Regions from separate parts of the Mus musculus genome. Here region 2 is linked to region 1. A link is a contact called in ENCODE Hi-C data. All regions are on one chromosome and are shown on one strand. Each heading gives the region's core, a stretch centred on a gene start or an enhancer-like site at or near the end of the contact. The rest is flanking DNA. Distances are from core to core; before and after follow the strand shown.

Evidence for each region. A loop is a pair of places that touch in the nucleus more often than their neighbours do.
Region 2: a map of T-helper 17 cell shows a loop between it and region 1 (306-fold over the local background). The contact joins the promoter of Pou6f1 here to the enhancer-like site in region 1. A Hi-C loop is called at or near these places in 5 of 37 maps with a recorded cell type or tissue (T-helper 1 cell, T-helper 17 cell, T-helper 2 cell and 1 more).

The regions. Positions count from the first base shown.
Region 1 is chr15:31,446,002-31,449,901 of GRCm38, reverse strand. Ropn1l (ropporin 1-like) reads left to right here. Exons shown (of 5, transcript NM_145852.2): 3 at 777-938. It also overlaps the pseudogene Gm6361. Among named protein-coding and RNA genes, the nearest start is that of Gm49208, 5.7 kb to the left of the region's middle. Within about 2 kb of position 2,520, at least 1 of the 3 ENCODE cell types and tissues checked has a DNase peak (open chromatin) inside an H3K27ac peak, as active enhancers do.
Region 2 is chr15:100,597,674-100,601,803 of GRCm38, reverse strand. It overlaps Pou6f1 (POU domain, class 6, transcription factor 1), which reads left to right and starts at 1,820. Exons shown (of 11, transcript NM_001304965.1): 1 at 1,820-2,041.

The sequences.
Region 1 (3,900 bases), core at 1,271-3,770:
TTTTGCTGAGGCGCCATCTCTGTGGGGCTGCTGCAGGGTGGGGCTGGAGAGGAGGTGCTGCCTCTGTGGACAGCTCCTGAGAGATAGCTCCTGCAGTGGTGTTTCACCAAGGCAGAAGGCTGAGGCAAGAAAAAAGGTGTCACTACCCTCAGGCACCCTCAGGCACAGCTCCTCAGGACCTGAGTAGGTGGCAGCAGGAAAGGTACAGTCACCGTGGACAGCTCTTCAGGGGTAGCTCCTGCTCTGGTAGGGAAGGTGATGAACCCCCAGTCCCTGAGCCTCCCAAGCTCAGGACTTGAAATCCCATCAACCCTCAATCTGGAAATGTCGTGCAGATCCTGTGACAACTGCAGGCTGAGGAGATGTGGCGGTGCTGCCATTTTTGACAGGAGCCACCATTTTTAACAGCTTCTACAGGGCCATTTTGCCATTGGCAGCCTTGCCACTGAGTGGTGACACCTAGAGCACAATGGGCCAGCAAACCCCAAGAACTGGACCCCAGATTCTAAAGTCTATGCCACCACACCCAGCTTTTAGGTGGGTGTTTGAGTGGCAAGCTCTTTCCCCACTGAACCACCCTGTAGCCTCTTCTCTTTTGAAATGATGCTAAGATCCACCTAGCTGCCCTTCCTGCCATGCCCTTCCCCTGCCTGGGTCCCTGCCCAACTCTCCTTCTATGATGGTCACTTGTTGTGAGTTATGTCTTCAGAAGCATCTTTCTGGTTTCCTGGGATGTCGACATACACTGAGTGTGTCATATTGTGTTTTCTAAACAGTGTAGCCACAAGCAATATGTGGAGTTAGCAGATCTTGAGAAGAAGTGGAAAAATTTGTGCCTGCCAGTAGAAAAGCTCAGAACGATCCTGGAGCTGGATCCATGTGAGGACAAAATAGAGTGGATCAAGTTTTTAGCGCTCGGATGCAGCTCCCTGGGCAGGGTACGTACCTACAGATGGCCTCTTAGTATTGTTATGTCATGATCTGTGTGGTTACATGTCAGAAAACGTGCTGATTATAGTATTAACTAATGTTGTTTCCCCGGACTTCAGTTATGTGATTCAAAACCACAATTCCAACGATGTTAAGAGTAGAGAAAACGTGGATGCACTTGGAATGTATTTCGGTTTTCAAATGGGGTCTACCAATGAGTTCTTTTATCGGACAATGTAATTTTGAAAGCTGGTAACAGTTTTCTTTGTCTGTGGTAAGAAACATAAAATTCCATGACATTTTGACTTATAATCCAGTATTAATAACTAGTAGATGTAGTGTAATGCTACTGTCACTACAATATAACTCCAACAATTGAGGAATAAGAGAGCATGATGGTGATTGCATGGTTCTTCAAAAGGAGAAGCAGGCTTTTTCCCCCCTGTCTGGATACATATTTTATATTGCTTCTTCAATCTTTACAGTTCTGAGTACAAAACTGTACATAACTCATAATCCTTCATGGTTCATTCTTTTTTGTTTTGTTTTGTTTTTTGAGACAGGGTTTCTCTGTATAGCCCTGGCTGTCCTGGAACTCACTTTGTAGACCAGGCTGGCCTCGGACTCAGAAATCCACCTGCCTCTGCCTCCCGAGTGCTGGGATTAAAGGCGTGCGCCACCACGCCCGGCTCATGGTTCATTCTTTAACAGTAGGGTGCTGGATCTCCTGTTAGTCTCTAGATGGAGAACTGTCTCTAACTCAGGCCCTCTGGGAGGGCAGTGAATGCTCTCAACCACTGAGCGAGCTCCTGTCCCTTCTTCCTATAATGTCTATCCATGTGTGAGTTCCTTTTTTCTTTGTGAAGAGTGACTGCGTCCAACGGCACTGAGATGTTGACAGTAAACCCCCAGCTGCAGTGCCCTCTTCCGTGCCATCCTGCCAGCCATCTCTCTGCTTCCTCTGGTTCTTTGCCTTAAACTCATGCTTTCCCAGAAGCCCTGAGAAGCACACCCCCAGAGCTGGTCCTGTATGATGGGGCAGCTAAACAGCTGTATCCTAGAACTTCATCCCGAGTGGTGTTGCGGTGCCTTTGCTGTAGCTCATGCATGGCCTTGGTTGGCCTTGGTTGGCCTTGGTTGGCCTTGGTTGGCCTTGGTTGGCCAGGTGACTGAATCTTCTGTAGCTTGGGCTCAGGCAGAGAAAACCCTGTCCCTTCAGAGAAGGCAAGTGTCAGGCTGGTGGCCTCACAGGGGCTGTGCTGCCCAGGGACCTATTCCTTGGAAAGACCAGCAAGGCAAACGTGATCTTTAGAGAAACTCTGTCAGGTTGCTCCTCAGGAACTCTGAAGTTAGCATTACATTAGCATAGAATTAATATCTAACATTCGGGGTTAGTGCTGACAGTTTATGCCTCTAAAAATAAGTGTGGCAATTTGCTCTTAACAAGAAAGAACAGGATAATTCATGATTTTGGGTTCATCTAAGTCATAAAAACAAGTCCAAGCTATGTACAGCAAGCAACACTAGGTGGTGCCATTTTGTAAAGGAAGGCCCTTCGTCTGCCATGGTTACGTCAAAACTGAGGTCCTGTTTTATTCCATGCTACTTTGTTGTTAGCAAACAAATGTGCACCAAAGAGCACACTGGTCACACTGGTCCTGTCCCCTAGCCTAAGTCTTCTTTGGCACTGACCGTGTAGCTTGAGTCTCTTAGGTGCCCAGTACCACATAGGCTCTGTTTCATGTTTCAGCATGGGCTGTGTGGGCAGGGAGGTACCCGAGCCCAGCAGAGCCGCTAGCTAGTACACTGACAGCACGGCTGCCTGTGCAGATCCACTTGTGGAGCCTGCGTTGCAGGGGGATCGGTGGCCTGGACATGCACAAGCACACAGGAGGGATGGCAAGGGAGTTCTGGATTTCTGCATTCTAAAAACTGCATCCAAAAGGAGAAATGAAGAAGTGAGCTGGTAGGTGTGTTGGATGCCCTTATTGCTATCCCATCGCCTGTCAGGAAACAAGAAAAGGGTACAAAGACAGATACTGGCTCACGGCTTGAGATGCTGCACCATCGTGGCAGGCAAGGCATGGTGGCTTCCGTGGCATTTCTAGCGCAAAGTAAGTCCTCTCAGAAACCCACTTCCGGTAGCAGGAGAAGATGGCGGTCTCCACAGGAGTTAAAGTTCCTCGTAATTTTCGCTTGTTGGAAGAACTTGAAGAAGGACAAAAAGGAGTAGGTGATGGTACTGTTAGCTGGGGCCTTGAAGATGATGAAGACATGACACTTACAAGGTGGACAGGCATGATTATTGGGCCACCAAGGACAAACTATGAAAACAGAATATATAGCCTGAAAGTAGAATGTGGATCTAAATACCCAGAAGCTCCTCCATCAGTTAGATTTGTAACAAAAATTAATATGAATGGGATCAATAATTCCAGTGGAATGGTGGATGCACGGAGCATACCAGTATTAGCAAAATGGCAAAATTCCTATAGCATTAAAGTCATACTTCAAGAGCTAAGACGTCTTATGATGTCCAAAGAAAATATGAAGCTTCCACAGCCTCCAGAAGGACAGACGTACAACAACTAACTTTAGTGGATCTCAAACTTGTCTTAAATCAGCAACCTTCTCCTCATGTTAATGTCTTGATTAAATATCACCATGCACAACACCCACACAATAAGTAAAAGAATTGCAGCTTGTAAACATGACCTGGACAGTTGTAAGAATATATTTAATATATGTACACCTATTATGTTTTCAGGTAACAAGAGACGTGCAGCACAATTTTTCTTTCTATTAAAGCACTGTCATTTAAACATGAACCTGAAGTACTCAAAATGGAGTTCAGGCTTTCAAGACAAAAGCATGACAAAAGAGTGTCATGTGGCCATGGAAACATTTGTTTTTCTGGAAAGTAAAGTCTCAAGAAGGAAGAACAGAAATGGCATGCTTTATCATATTTAG
Region 2 (4,130 bases), core at 571-3,070, about 69 Mb before region 1:
GTGGAACTTATCACACAGATCCTACTGGAGATGGTGTAGCAGAGGCTGGCTATGAGCACATGGAGAGGGGAGGAAGGGAATGGGGAGAGAGTGGGAGCAAGAGGGCAAGAGAGGAGCAAGAGAGCAGGAGGGGGCAAGCAGCCCCTTTTATAGTGGGTCAGGCCTACCTGGCAGTTGCCAGATAACTGTGGAGTGGAGCTTAGACAGTACACTAACAGTATGTGTTGTGTGTGTGCCTATATGTGTGAATGTGTGTGTGTTCGAGGATGAGCGGGTGTGCATGTGTTTGCGTGTGTGTACGCTCGTGGGGAATGTGTGGGGTGTGTCTCTGAGCATATGTGGGGCTGTGTAGGGTGTCTGGGGGAATGTATCTCTGTGTGGTGTGTGTGTGTGTGTGTGTGTGTGTGTGTGTGTGTGAGAGAGAGAGAGAGAGAGAGAGAGAGAGAGAGAGAGAGAGACTTTGTTGTTCAGGCTGCATCCTAATTCACAGGTTCATTCGGTTTGCTGCCTCTCCAGCAGCCGGTCCTACAGGTGGGACGGTGCCCGGCTCAGGCTACCTCTGTTTGTAAAACTAAACTGTATCGTTTGCCTAGACCGCAAATGGATGGACGCGCTGGGATAAAACCCCAAGCTTTCTGGTTCTTGACCCTTTAGTTAGTCTCACCCGCAGTGCCTCCTCCATGGCCCCAGGAAAACAGCGGACAGCCCAGCTCTGCGGCACCAGTAGCCAGCATGATGCAGGCAGCCTGGAGTGTACCTGTTGGTCAAACCCAGCCGATGCTGCTCCCCTCTCCTCCTGAGTGTGTGCTTCCACTGGAGACGTTTAAGGGACTGTCTGGCAAGGGCTCTACAGTTCATCATTTCTCCTATTGCTGCTTCTGCACGGCCTACCGAGATCATCCTAGACCACGGAAGCACGGGTGTGGGGTGAGGGCGAAGAGGGAAACACTGTTGGGAATCCACTTGGCTGCGTTGATAACGCTCTTCTCTGGTGACTCCCTTCATTCTTTCTCGCTCTCCTGGTCTTCCTTCTTTTGTCCATTATGTCCCAAACCTTCGTTCCCCTGGCCCCTAATCGGCCTCTGAGTCTCCCTCTACCTTCAAAAGTCAGTAGATATAACAAACCCTCCCCACCATCACGGTCCCCAAAACAGTGGCTTGTTTTTCTCCATCGCGTCAAACTTTGCCTTTCTTTTCACACCTTCGTGTGCTGCTTGACTAGCCCGCAGGCTGCAGGTGGGACCCCGCCCCTCCTGAAGGTGGGAAAGCGAGCTAGCTCAGCAGAGCGTCCGGGACCCTGGTCCCTCTGGGATGTGCACAGCTGCTCCGGAGACCCTGAGCCTTAGTGACGTCCGAGTTCCCTCTCCTTTACGGCCTAGAGGACAGACGTGAACTTGAGGTTGGCCGTTGAGAAGGGCAGTTGACCACCAGAGAGTCACGGTTGTCACTGCTCAATCCTCGGCTGAAGGGAAGGCGACACGGGGTCCCCTATCGAGACTCCAGTCCTGCTCTCCAAGGGGGCTGAGTCAAGCGGCCCCACAGGCCCTGGGTCCCAGTCCCCGCGAGGCCTGGGGTTCCTACCCACCCCCACGCGCAGCTCGCAGCTTCCCAGACCCCCCCTCCTTTTCCTGACCGCCGCCCCCGGCGGCTGGCGCGGGAGGTGCAGCATGCGGCAAAGCGCTTTGCATAAATTATGCTCATGACGCAGCAGCTAAAAAAATCCAAGTAGCAGAAGGAGGGAAAGGGGGGGAGGGAGGAGGGGGCGAGGAGGGGACTGCACCTGGCCGCCCCCGCCCCCGGCGTCCCGGCCCGTGCGTGGCCCGCAACCCACCGCCGCTCCGCTCTGCCAGCCCCGGCGGGGGGCTCAGGGGGCGGCGGGTCCCGAGTGGCTCCGGGCCGAGCGAGCCGGGCCGAGCCGCTCCGGCTTCTTTGTCTGCGGGCGGCCGCCCCGGCCGCGGCCCCCTGGCCCGGGCTGGGGGATGAGTGTCTAGCCGGTGGCCGCTGGGCAGCCGGGGAGCGGGAGGCTGGGCTTCGGGCTCCGGTGAGTAGCGGGGTCCGGGGCGGGGAGGGCTTTGCACGGAGGGGGAGGGGGCCGGGCAGGGGAGGTTTCGAATTTGGTTAATATGCAATGCCCGTAATTAGCATAATTTATATATTTATGATAAAGAGAGAAAAAGGCGCGGGGCCGGGGCGGCGGGCTGCGGCCCCGGAGGCTGGAGCTCTGGGAGTCGAGGGCCGCGCTCTGCCCACCTGGGGCCGCAGACCCCGGGCCGCACCCTGGTCTCCGGTCCCCGCGGACACTCGAGGAGGGGCGGCCGCTTGGGTGGACGCCCTGCCCTGGTGGGGGGCGGGGTGTCGGGGAGAGGCACGTAGAGTCCTGGATCCCGGGACGCTTGGGTTCCCTGGCGACCTGTCACCGCTACTCCGGAGAAAGGGCTGGTGGGACTCTGGGGGGCAGAGACCTCGCTGTCACTGGAAGGATGGGGGAATGGTGGGAGGGTCACCGTCGATCAGAGCGTGAGCACTTCATAAATATTTAATGACAGTATTAGTATTAATAATGTCATAAAACGGGCCCACTATCTCCTCCCGGGACATTTGCACCTGGCAAGGCTGAGGGATCTCCAGAGTGGCTTCTAAGCCACTTCAGCGCTAAGATCGCCTCCTCGGGCTTGGGTGGGAAGCCTGAAACCTTTACAGAGTAGTCGCTGCAGCTGGGCAGGAGAAAATGAAAGCCTGCTCAAAAGCTTCCCTAGGCCAAAGACAGGAAGCTCCTAGCAGACACAGAGACTGTAGCCTGTTGGCTCCCTGGCATTCCTTGCTCACAAAATAGAAGGCGGGGCCCCCAGTTCCATGCATATATACCCGTCGCTTTGGTAATCTACGACAGTCAACACTGCAAACCGGCATGCTGGGCGTGTATTCCGTTTTGATTGAAGTTTGTGAGCAGGATATTTCTGTGACTCGGGGGCCTCTTTACATATGTAAAGCAGAATCACATTCATTCCTTCTATGGTACTTCAATAAAAAAAAATCAGTGTGCGAGAGCCGCACTCAGACAAAGCCCCACCTGTCCTGGAAGGAGCAAGACAAACAAACTCGGAAAAAAACAAAAAAAAAAAAATCAGATCAGGTAAAGCCAGAGAGAGAGAAACAGAGAAGACACGCTGGTTTCTGTTTCTTCCTAGAGGCACTAACTATTTGGCAACTAAGAAAAGTAAAACTGTTGATGCACAGCTGTAACCCCAGCAGCCAGGTGTGAAACTGCAGCCGGAGGATCAAAGACTAAAGCTTGATAGTGAGACTGGGCCTTAAAAACTCAAGGCAAACAAAACAAAACCCCAAGCCAAACACCCATTTCTATAAATGTAAAACAAAAAGGGGCACTTGCGGTTTGATGGCTCAGCAGCAGGTAAAGGCATTGGCTGCCAAGCCTGACACTCTTAAGTGTGGCCCTTGAACCTTGAGAAGTAGAGAACAAACTCCTGCAAGTTGTCTGCTCTTCGAACACAAGCTATGTGAGTGCACCATGGCACTCGGGTGCGCCCCCCACACACACAGACACACACACTAAGTAATAAATGTCAAGAGGAAGGAGAAGGGGGAAGGAGGAGGAGGAAGAGAAGAAGAAGAAGAAGAAGAAGAAGAAGAAGAAGAAGAAGAAGAAGAAGAAGAAGAAGAGGAGGAGGAGGAGGAGGAGGAGGAGGAGGAGGAGGAGGAGGAGGAGGAGGAGAAGAAGAAGAAGAAGAAGAAGAAGAAGAAGAAGAAGAAGAAGAAGAAGAAGAAGAAGAAGAAGAAGAGGAGGAAGAAGAAGAAGAAGAAGAAGAAGAAGAAGAAGAAGAAGAAGAAGAAGAAGAAGAAGAAGAAGAAGAAGAAGAAGAAGAAGAAGAAGAAGCAAAGAAAGAAGCCAGGCGGTGGTGGCACACATCTTTGATCCCAGCACTTCAGAGGCAGAAGCAGGTGGATCTCTGAGTTTGAGGCCAGCCTGGTCTATATACAAAGAACCTCTGATCCCCTAAAACAAACCGAAAAACATAACAAACAAACAAAAAAAAAAAAAAAAAAAAAAGGAAAGGAAGAAAATAATCTGGGCCCAGAGCTCAGGAGAGAGAGTATTATATCCATCTGTC